Linked DNA regions of Homo sapiens: region 1 is linked to region 2. Evidence: chromatin loops called from intact Hi-C (ENCODE). Cell type or tissue: heart left ventricle. All regions are shown on one strand. Links, peaks and the distances in the headings refer to the core of each region. The heading gives the core; the rest is flanking DNA. Region 1 overlaps WDR27 (WD repeat domain 27). Region 2 holds the start of LOC105378146 (a long non-coding RNA gene).

Region 1 (5,381 bases), core at 208-5,207, 520 kb after region 2:
AATGCTTATCAATGGTAGAATGGAGAAAGAAAACGTGGGACATATACGCCACAGAACACTATGCAGCCATAAAAAAGAATGAGATCATGTCCTTTGCAGGGATGCAAGGGAAGCTAGAGGCCATTATCCTTAGCAAACTAACTCAGGAATAGAAAACCAAATACTGCACGTTTTCACAAGTGGGAGCCAGATGAACACATGGACACATGGAGGGAAACAAGAGACACTGGGGCGTATTGAGGGTGGAGGTGGAGAGCAAGGAGAGGATCAGAAAAAAGTAGCTATTGGGTGACAGGCCTAGTACCTGGATGACAAAATAACCTGCACAACAAATCCCCTTGATATGATATACCTATATAATAAATCTGCACATGTACCCCTGAACTTAAAAAGGTTTTTTTTTTTTGTAAGAAAAATACCAAAACACAACAGATACTGGTGAGGCTATGGAGAAAGGGAACACTCATACATTCTTGGTGGGAATATAAATTAGTTTAGCCACTGTGGAAAGCAGTCTGGAGATTTCTCAAAGGACTTAAAAGAGAGCTACCATTTGACCCAGCAAAGCCATTATTAAGTATATACCCAGTGTACTATCATGTGGGTCCCACCCTAACTGCAGCACAGGCTGTGAATGTCCCTGTCCACCACCCTCCTGTGGTTACCCAGCCTTGCAGGCTCCGGCAGCCTTTGTTTCCTCCACCAGGAGGCAGGGTTATTTATATTTCATTTCATTTCATTTCATTTTTTGAGACAGAGTCTCACTCTGTCACCCAGGCTGGAGTGCAGTGGCGCGATCTCGGCTCACTGCAACCTCCACCTCCCGGGTCCAAGCAATTCTCCTGCCTCAGCCTCCTGAGTAGCTGGGATTATGGGCAAATGCCACCACGCCCAGCTAATTTTCATATTTTTAGTAGAGACGGGATTTCGCCATGTTAGTTAGGCTGGTCTCGAACTCCTGACCTCATGATCCACCCGCCTCAGCCCCCCAAAGTGCTGGGATTACAGGCATAAGCCACTGCTCCTGGCCAGAAGGCAAGTTTTTAAAGCTGTCCTTTTCCTCGATGTTTTCACAGGCACTGAGACCAGTTTCTTTATTCATTGACAGCCATCTTCCAAGTTTGCAAAAGGAGGAGTAAATCACATCTAACTCTAAAAATAGTGACTTTTCTCTACAATCCAAATTCTTGAGAACCTTCATGCTTTCATTATTCCCTAAGCAAGTCCTGGTGCCCATGGGTACTGGAGGGCAGCACAGCAATTCTGAGCAGACCGGACTGGGTCCAGCAGCCTGGATTTGAATCCTGGCAGTGCCATTCACCAGCCATGTCATCTAAGGAAAGTTACGGAGTCTCACCCACCTCAGCTCCTTTATCTATGAAATGGGGCCAATAACAGCATCCTCTTCGGAGGGTTCATGTGAGGACTGAATCAGTTAATATAAATAATTGTAGCAATACTTGACATACAGCGAATACCATTATTTTTTATAATGTGAACATCGACCTCTTCTGTGACAACTAGGAACATGCCAGAAATATGTCTCCTCCACTTTGATCTGAATGTAGAACAATGTCATTAATAGCACCAGAATCTACCTGCTAGCTCCATGTGCCTCCTCAAAGAAGCTGGGGAGAAGGCCGTTTGCAAAGAGGAGGAGTGTCAGGAAACAGAAGGTGCGTGCTCACCCTGGCTTCACACGTGAGGGCTATTCAGACACTGTGGGCCTCGCTGCTCCCTGGATTACAGAGTCGAGGCGCTTGAAAGGGGTCGCAAACCTCATGCTTGAGGTTACAGTGGGGAAGATATTGGCATATAACCCAAAGTGAGCCATGAGCCTCCCTCTAATAAAAATCCAAAACTTTCCAATGTATTATTTTGCCTGCACGAATATGGCCAAGATAAGACTTTTTAAAAATATGGCACTGTAGTCATCTACAAGCCATCCTTTGACTTGTATTTTCTAAATGTAAATGAATCACCAAACTCAGAACATCCTTGCAGAAAATTAGCAAAATCATCACATTTACTCTGATCAATGAGTATGAGAAAATCTCTACTTCAGTCATGGTTAATAGTTTGGAGTTTTAAGGACAGTTGATGAAAAATGCCATAAAAGAAGCATGTTTAGTCTAATTTGCTTGAAACTCTGATTGAAAATTATCCTAACAGCTGAGCCCTTTTACTCCCACAGACACAGCACTCTCTCTATTCCCCTCTGAAAATTCCAGTCTCTGACTCCCCCAGCTGGGGGTCATGAGAAAATCACAGAAACCTGGCATATGAAATGATGGACAATGGGGAAGTGCACTTTCCATAATTCCTTAGAGATTTCCCCATTTATTAACATGGCATAAAGGCACAGAAACCAACATGTAGTTGCAATAAAGAGAGAAATCCACAGCATTTACTTGATGGGCCTGGAAGCCTGCCTAATTGAAACACTCATGCATTGGGGCTGCACCACCAGCTTAGAGCAGCGTCTCTAGCGTGGTTGCCGCTGTTGCTGGAGAGGCAGCCAGGATCTGCCTGTTTGTGTGCTTTGCAGATCTCCATGGTGGAAGAGGCAAAAGGTCTGAAATCGTCTCACAAAGGAAATTACTATTCAGCCTCATCCATCAAAAGCAGAAATCTAGAAATGAGAAGACTTTCAAATGTTGCCTCAAGTAGAATTTTAAGATCATGTCTTATCCAAGTTCTTCTAGCATGATAATGAGCAGCAAAGAAAGGAGAAAATGAGCAGTGTCAGAAGCACCTGGCTACAGCCAACTCCAGTTACGTGTCTTCATATGCACAGTGGATGCTGGTTTTGACCTTTGCAATCCATTACTGAAACCCCCTTGTCCTGTAATACTTCTGCATTCTGTTTGTTTTGCAGATAAAGGAGAACTCCCCAACCATTTTCCCTTTTCCTAACTTTGTGAAAAACAAACTTAAAGGCTAGCAGGGAGCAAATGTAACAAGGGGACACAGACAGCACTGTGACTGAGGTGGGAGCAACACAGACTCGCAAGCCAGAGCTCCCAGTCACGGAGCTCAAGTGAACTGCCTGCACCCTCTGTACCTCGGTGGGGATGGCAGCATAATCGTCTTTTGGAGTGTGAACTGATGCACACCACGTATAGGTCACATTAATGTAAACTCACTCCAGTGTGGGTGGGCGTCAAATGGCACATTTGATGCCCCCTTTTTTTTTTTTTTTTGCATTTCTCTTAATCAAATCCTTTGTAAATTCCAATGTTGATTTCTGTTGATACATAATCATTTAGTTAGGCCACATGATTTCAGAGATGAGGGTGATCTCAGAGACATCTAGTTTGGTGCTTTTACTTCCCGACCCTGGTGCAGATGCAGAGATGTTCCGTTCATTCGTGCAAAGTCAAGGAGCAGCCAGGAGCAGAGGCAGATGAGAACCCAGGTGCTCCAACTTCCCGCTGAGCACCTCCTGTGCATGGCACCTGCACAGATGCCTCAACGTGCACACAGGCTGTAAGACGAGACTCTTAACAGTGTCTCAAGCAAGTACTTTTCTTTGACAGAGGCAGTGATTGCCAAGATTTAGTGTGGATTAAAAGCCTAAGACAGTTTGTATTAGAAAATGCCAGCTCTGTGAGACTATGGCAGACAGCAGTGGAAGGGCACATGACCGTCTCCTACTTCTGCACTGGGCAGCCACGCCCATCGCCCGCTGTGATCTACAGATTTCGGAGAACGAAGGTCACACTTCTGCACTGGGCAGTCAAGGCCGTCGCCCGCTGTGATCTACAGATTTCGGAGAAAGAAAGTCCCATGACATAGCATTGCACGTCTCTGTGAAAAGGCACTTCTACCACCTGATCAGGACATTGCATGCCTCAGTTTAAGGAGTTGTCTTGATTTACTCAGACCTCGTGAGGAATGACTGGCTATTGGTCAGATCCCGCTCCAGATCAATTCACTCAGCGTTTCCAGGATGGGCCTGGGCACCGTATTTCTGAAATCCCTCCAGATGGTTGCAATGTGTGGCCAAGGCTCAGCTCTCCAAAGACTTCAATTCTATAATTTCATGATTTCTCAAATGTCTCTAATCCAGGATAAATATTTCCACTGTGTTTAAAGTTCCTGAGTCCCAACATGTGGAAGTGCTTTGTGGTAGTCTTTCTGGCTTCCTCCCTGTGAGCTGTTCCAGTAACTCAACTTCACAAACTACATTCTAAGCAACTTCTCTGCCCTGGGTGTGCAGGGCATTCACACTGGGTTGGAGACAAAGAAGTTGGCCTGGGGAAAGGCCCTCCCACAGGGGTCGCTCCTGAACAGGACATGGACCCGTAGGCTTTCAGGATGCCCTAAACAGGTCAGAAAACACTTGTCACCACTAAAGGGTCCACGGCATATTTCTTCAGCACAAAGGTTTAAGCCAGGTGTCCTGGCAAGAACTAGATTCAAGTAATCATGTTCTGCCCCCTGCACTTTTTACTAGAATAGGTTTAACCTCTGTGCTGAGCCTGTGTAGACAGCAAAGCCGTCACTGCAGTCAGCCAGCAGGACTTGGCTGCTTCTCACGTGTGGAGGAGACAGACCCCATGTGGAATTTGAACACTGTGCCAGTGTGTTTCTAAGAAGGTTTGGGATTGTACATGACAAACTATTCTTGTAACAATGCAAGTACAACATCAAATCATCAGGGAGCCAGGTGTGTGCGCAGAAGGAGTGCACGTGCTGCTTCTGTGGACTTTCCACTGCAGCTGGCTGCAGAGCCTGCATGTACTTATCTGTCTGAAAGGGAAGGACCCACAAACCTGCCAAGGTCCGATATCAGTTGCGGGTGGGGGCTAAATGCTTTGCCAGTGAAGCAAGGTTGCTGGACTCTACTACTCTCTCAATATCTGTTCTATCAGCACAAGAGAAATGAACAATTCACATTCTTTAAAGATGTGGGGCTGAAAACAAGACAAGCTACTGGCTGGGGTTTCCTTAGTATCTCAGCCTCCAGTTCAAACAGGCAGAGAATGAAAGACAGTGTACTTCACATAATTATAATTATCTGTGGTCTCTGTGTCTCAGCCTGCATCTCTGAAGAGTCATGGAGTGCTTTCATGGCCTAGAAATCTCCAGATTGCAGCATCGTAACTTTGAACTGCCCAAAACATCCCCTGCAGGATAACAGGCCCAAAGCTGGACTCCTGAACTTCCAAGTGACCCCCAATGCCACACCCTACTTTCAGCCATCCGTACACCACTCATCATCCACAAAAAACAAAGGCAATGCTGCACAGAAAAACGTGGACTTACGTACTTTCCAAGTAGCAAATCCACTCACTGAGACAGAACCCAATCATTTTCTTAAAAGGAGAGAAAAGATACTAAAGAGTTAGTGACTAAGGGTTACTAAAGAACACGGG
Region 2 (5,381 bases), core at 242-5,241:
TAGAGAAAGCACTCCTCCCCCAAGGGGAGGGTGAATTCCCACTCTTCCTCCGGGATCTTCCCTGGGAGAGGGCCCTTTTTTAGCTAGCGTGGTGGTGAGCCGGGTTAGAGGTTGTCTCTGAAGAAGTTAAGCGGTTGGTATTTCCTCCCATGTGCAGTTCTTCTGAAGCTTGGTCCTCGGGCAGGGAGGAGGCAGGTCCTCGGGCAGGGGGCAGGGAATCGAAGACCTGCGTGGTCACAGGGGAAGAGAAGAGAAAGGTCCCGGCAAGACAGTGTACATCTAGGGTCGGCTTCCAAAGGACCGGCAAGTGACAACACGGAAAATGTGAAGACAAGCCCAGGGTCATCTTCCGACTCTCCATGTGTTCGTGATGAACCGGAAGTGACGTCACCCTCTGGCATTGTCTTTCGACTCTCAGTGTTCGTGATGATCCAAAAGTGACTTCACCCTCTGGCAACTCATCATTCCAACCCAGAGGGCCAGGCCATGAGGGGCCACGACTAAGCAGCTACATGTGTAAAGCACTCCAGATAGTGCCTGGGACGATCAAATTACTCTAAAGTATATGTGTTGCCCATATAAACTTGTCATACTGTGGGAAATGGTACTGTGGGTTCCGACTTAGAGCCTAATTTTAAGCCTTCTGCTTCAGAATGCAAAGGAAATTCATAATAAATTCCTAACCAGTTTATAGCTGATGTCTGCTTTCAGGGAGCCTGTTTTCAATGGAGAGTCTCCCTTTGTTTCTGACCCACAGTGAGTCGAGCTCTCTCTGATTTTACACAGCAAATTGGTTCCTATGCTGTTCTTCACTTCTTAGAATCCCATCAAAAAGAACACAGAGTAACTGCCTATAGAATCAGGTTCATTGGAGACTGGGAAAACTGGTGAAAGTCAACCAAACATAGAGGCATGGAAGAGTTATAGAAGAAGTTATACAGGAAGATATTCAGTTGGTCTCCACTTCTGAGATGGCTCATTTTTTAATACCTGAGTCTAAACCACATCATGTTTCTATTTTAGTTCCTTTTAGAATTAACATACCTTTATTCACGTCTGATACACTTCAGAACTTTGGCGCAAACCATCTGTTTGGGTCTTAGACTCTTTTCCTTGGACTTCCACCGGGGCTTGCCCGACGCCAGTGGACATAGAGCATGAAAAGGCTTCCTTTATTTGTCACATCCTAGTTTCCTTCTGTTTGAATTGTTGTCAGTTGATACATTAAGGGTAGAGGAAGCACTCTTCCTCCAAGGGGAGGAGAATTCCCGCTCTCCCTCTGGGTTCTTCCCTGGAGAGGGCCCTTTTTAGCGAGGAGTGGTGATGAGCAGGGTTAGAGGTCTCTCAGAGGAGGTTAAATTGGCCCTGTACTTTCTCCTCAGTAATTCCTGAGTTGCACCTCTGCATAAACACACGCAGTCTGACATGGAAGCCTGACTCGGCTGGAATCTGATCTCACCTCTCCTCCCTGTGCACTTGCAGGGACCTCAGCCTCTGCGGGCAGCCCTTTGGGCACCAGAGCCTTTCCTGACCCGGCTCCTGGCCACTCTCCCTAGAGGCTTTACCTAGGGGAGCTCCCTACCGTTTCCCCAGCGAGGAGGAAGCCAGGCCCCTCTTGGGAGAGGTCGGTGATCCAATCCAGGTGACGGGGTCGGTGGAGAAGTTCTCTCAAAGAATGTATCAGACGTAAAGGTCAGGAAGTGTCTAGCATTCCGGAACACTGGGAATTGTGATGACAGCATGACTGTGTGTCCCGGGAGAAGATCTGCTCCGTGGTCTAATGGAATCTATGGTAGATGAAAGTGTCTCATAAAAGGGTTTTTTACTGAATTTGGAAAATTCATGTTTCAGCCAAATGAATCAGAAAAGACTTTCTTTTCTTTTTTTAGCCAGAAGTGTCCATATGTTTTCAGATGCACTAGCAAAGCAAAAGCACAGAAACATCAATTTTCTAAAAGAAGGGCAAAACCACATTTTCTCCCTGGAAAAACTCAAGAGTTGAGAAAGGGAAATTGGACATGTCATTTGGGATTATACTGAGGCAAAGTTGCCATCTGAACAGAAACTATCATTGGCAAATGCAACGTTGCCACCCTCACATCTTCCAGAAACGGCTCCTGACAAGGCTCTGACCCTCACTCACGGATGGTTTCTTGATTCCTTGGTTGGTTTATAATGGCACAGGAGAATGCTCAATAAACGTGATCTCTCACAAATAAAGTGAGCATTCCAACAGGCGGTTCAAGCCTCAAGCATTTTTAGACAGAGCTGGGTGACTTTGTACTTTTAGGATATAGCTGAGTGAATCACTTTGAAGGTGGAGAACAAAGAGAGGGCCCATCATTGCGGAACACAGAGCTCTGGGGGTGAGGATGCTTGGGAGAGAGGCACTGCCCGCTCCAGTTGCATCGTGGACAGCACGCGTAACACAGCCTAGCCAGGCACTGGAGCAAGGTGATGAGCCTTCTCCTCGCTTCACAATCATAATCCTTCTGTTTTCCATTCATAAATGTGTTTCTAGATTTATCCACTCATCTGTATTCAAGCCAAATCTTCATGGTGAAATCCTAAGCAATCTGGCAGTTGGTGGAAAATCGGTATTTTTCAAGTCACTTGAATTGTTCAATGGTCACAAGAAACTACTAGTTGCTTATTTTAGTGAATTATGCTGCATTCAGTAAGTACCCAACATATGTATAACTGGCAAGTTTTACAAACCTTTGTTACTGAATCAGATCAAGGATAATGATAAGCTCAGCTGGCACCTTTCCCACTGCCAGGGAAAGGACTATGTTTATATGTTAAATATTTACCAAGTGGAAAGCACATAATCATTCATTTAATCCAGGCAAATTGAATGACTACTATGTGATGGTTACAACAATGAAACCACAATAGCCCTTCTCTCCAGTAGTCACATCTGCTGTTTCCTGAGAATGACAATATGATTCTTTTACAAGTGTTCTGTAATCAAAACACTTTACACGGGGACTTTAGAAATTCTCATATTGCAGACTTTACTTATTGCAGATGAAGAAACAGACCCAAAGAGGTGAACTCACTCATGAAAATTTCTGGAAGTTAGTAAAAAATAGTTATTGTTATTATTAGAGTGCTTTATTATTGTAACTACAAGATAGTTGTTGAGAACCTAGACAAAGCAAGCTCTGAGACACACCTCTTATGGGTGTAAATTGATACCATTACATAGCAAAGTCACTTGCATTATCTAACCAAATTAGTTTATTTAACTAAATTGGCATTACTGAAAGCTAGAAATCCCACTCCAAAGTATATAAATTCAACTCACAGCTTTCAACCTTTTTTTAATGATAAAAAACAGAAAACATTTAATATCATAAGACAAAACACAGTTATATAAAAGTTTCACAAAACATTAATTTTGCTTACTTTGTGCAATGCAATCTGATTTTTATTGTTTTCTTTTTCCTCCCCTCTCCTCTTTTCTCTGCTGTCTTCCCTTCCCTTCTCTTCCACTGAATTTTATTTATTGAATTAAATAATATTTTCACCACCTATTAAATGTATTTAATGATCCACTAATGGATCAAACTCTTAATTTGAAAAATGCTGCCTGAGAAGAATTATTGTTCTTGTTGCCAGAAACACAAAAATGTGCAAAGCAATGTCAGCAAGAGCAGAAATGTGGAACTATCACAAATGACATGGTTAAAAGGGGCAGTCATAAAATGGAACATTAAATGTGAAGGAAAGTTAGTGAACTATAGGTGTACTTATCTCAGATGTTTCTCAAAAACCAAATGAGTAAAAAACAAGTTCCAGAAGAATGTGTATAGTATATCTACATTTATTTGTTAGTCAAAAACCAACTGAATAATGAATTACCCAGAAATCATATATACAGCAAAGTTATTTAAAAAGCAGGAATGATTTATGCAACATTTAGAATAACTTTTACCCAGGTGGAGGAGAAAGTGGAGGAAAGATAGTGTATTCACAGTTTATGATGTGCATAGGTGTGGATTTTTTTGCATCTATCCCCTTGGGGCTTCAGTGTCTTGTACCTGTCCGTTGCTTTTCATCAGATTTGTGACATTTCCACTTTTCTTTCTTCAGATGGTTTTCTCTTCCCTACTCTCTCCTGACGACCTGATTACATGCCTGTTGGGCCTCTTGACACTGGCACACAGCTCAGTTTTTATTCATCTTTATTTTCTAAGCTTTAATTTACATAGTTTCTACAGATAGACTTTCAAATTTAATCATCTTTCTTCAGCATTCTCCATTCTGTGGTCCGGCCTATCCAATGTATTTTTTGGAGTTCAGATGTTATAACTTTGTGATCTAGAATTTCCATTTGGTTCCTTTTTCTAACTTGCTTTTCTCTGTTCTCATTCTTCATCTGTTCACTTGTTCTTTCCTTTTCCCCCTAAAAATACTTGAATATCTTTATAATAATTATCTTCAAAGTTCTGTTTGCTAGCTCGAATTCTGGAACCAGAAGAACATTCTGTTAGTGTCCTTTTTTTTTCCTCTTGTTCATGAGCCCCATGTCACTTTGCACACCTCTGAATTTTTAATGGTGTATAAAACATTGTATATAGAAGGGAATTGGAATACTCTAATGTTTTGTTTTGTGTTTATCTGATTTCCAGAGAATGTGAGCTCTTTTCTGTGTCTGTGGAGTAAAATGAGGAAGTTATCATCAGGTTTTACCAAAAGTCATGTTGAACCAGTGCTATGCTGTTACTTTTATAAGAATGAGCTCGCTTGCACTGAGGACAGCCTCAAGCCTTCCACTTCCCCACTGTGGCCCCAGTGGAAGGACCGGTCTATTATATTTTCATCATAGAGTGTTTGATCCAGAAAGAGGCCAGGTTCAGCTGTATCAGGCCCTCAATTCCACACACCATGAGAATAAGCAAGACTGTGCAAATTCTGTTTTTCAGTTTCTATTTCACTGACTTTTTCTTTTTTCCTTTTTCCATAAAGTTGATTTTGTGCCATGGATAATATTCAGCATAAACAAATTATTGTTTCATTTGGTAATCTTCCAGATTCTAATCCATCCCACCATGTCCACCATTGCTAATAGCCTGGCTGAACTTACCTTGACCTTGGAGAGTCTAATATTCTTTAAAAGGCCTCTTCTGCTGCTTCCATGATTGAGAGACCCGTGTTTTGTCCCCTGGAACTTCCAAGGCTCTCTAATAATCTACAAAGTGTTTCTCTTGTCTAAATCAGTTCAACAATGCCTTTCTCTTTTCACCATTCATGAATATTCTCATAGATAAGGATAGTTATTGTATATTCATTCTTCTTTTAATGTTTTTTATTATTTCCACAATCAAACATTACAAGTATGTATTGTTTTCAAATATCAATGCACAACGTAAGAG

What was found. Peaks named below come from ENCODE experiments on the same cell type or tissue, not always from the same donor. Only the 100,000 strongest peaks of a DNase experiment are listed, where the experiment ranks them.
Region 1: it touches region 2 in a loop (2.0-fold over the local background); 13 of 110 quality-filtered maps call a loop at or near these places.

What each region holds. Positions count from the first base shown.
Region 1 is chr6:169,485,760-169,491,140 of GRCh38, forward strand. All of the region lies in intron 25 of WDR27 (WD repeat domain 27), which reads right to left. Among named protein-coding and RNA genes, the nearest start is that of LINC02519, 100 kb to the left of the region's middle. In heart left ventricle, for the core only: a CTCF peak has its summit at 2,241; no DNase peak of the experiment used is centred there; H3K27ac peaks cover 1,049 bases.
Region 2 is chr6:168,962,676-168,968,056 of GRCh38, forward strand. It overlaps LOC105378146 (a long non-coding RNA gene), which reads right to left and starts at 1,707. Exons shown (of 4, transcript NR_136250.1): 1 at 1,583-1,707. It overlaps LOC105378145 (a long non-coding RNA gene), which reads left to right and starts at 1,701. Exons shown (of 4, transcript XR_943300.3): 1 at 1,701-1,792; 2 at 2,522-2,677. RefSeq lists an enhancer at 1-1,089. In heart left ventricle, for the core only: no CTCF peak of the experiment used is centred there; no DNase peak of the experiment used is centred there; H3K27ac peaks cover 208 bases.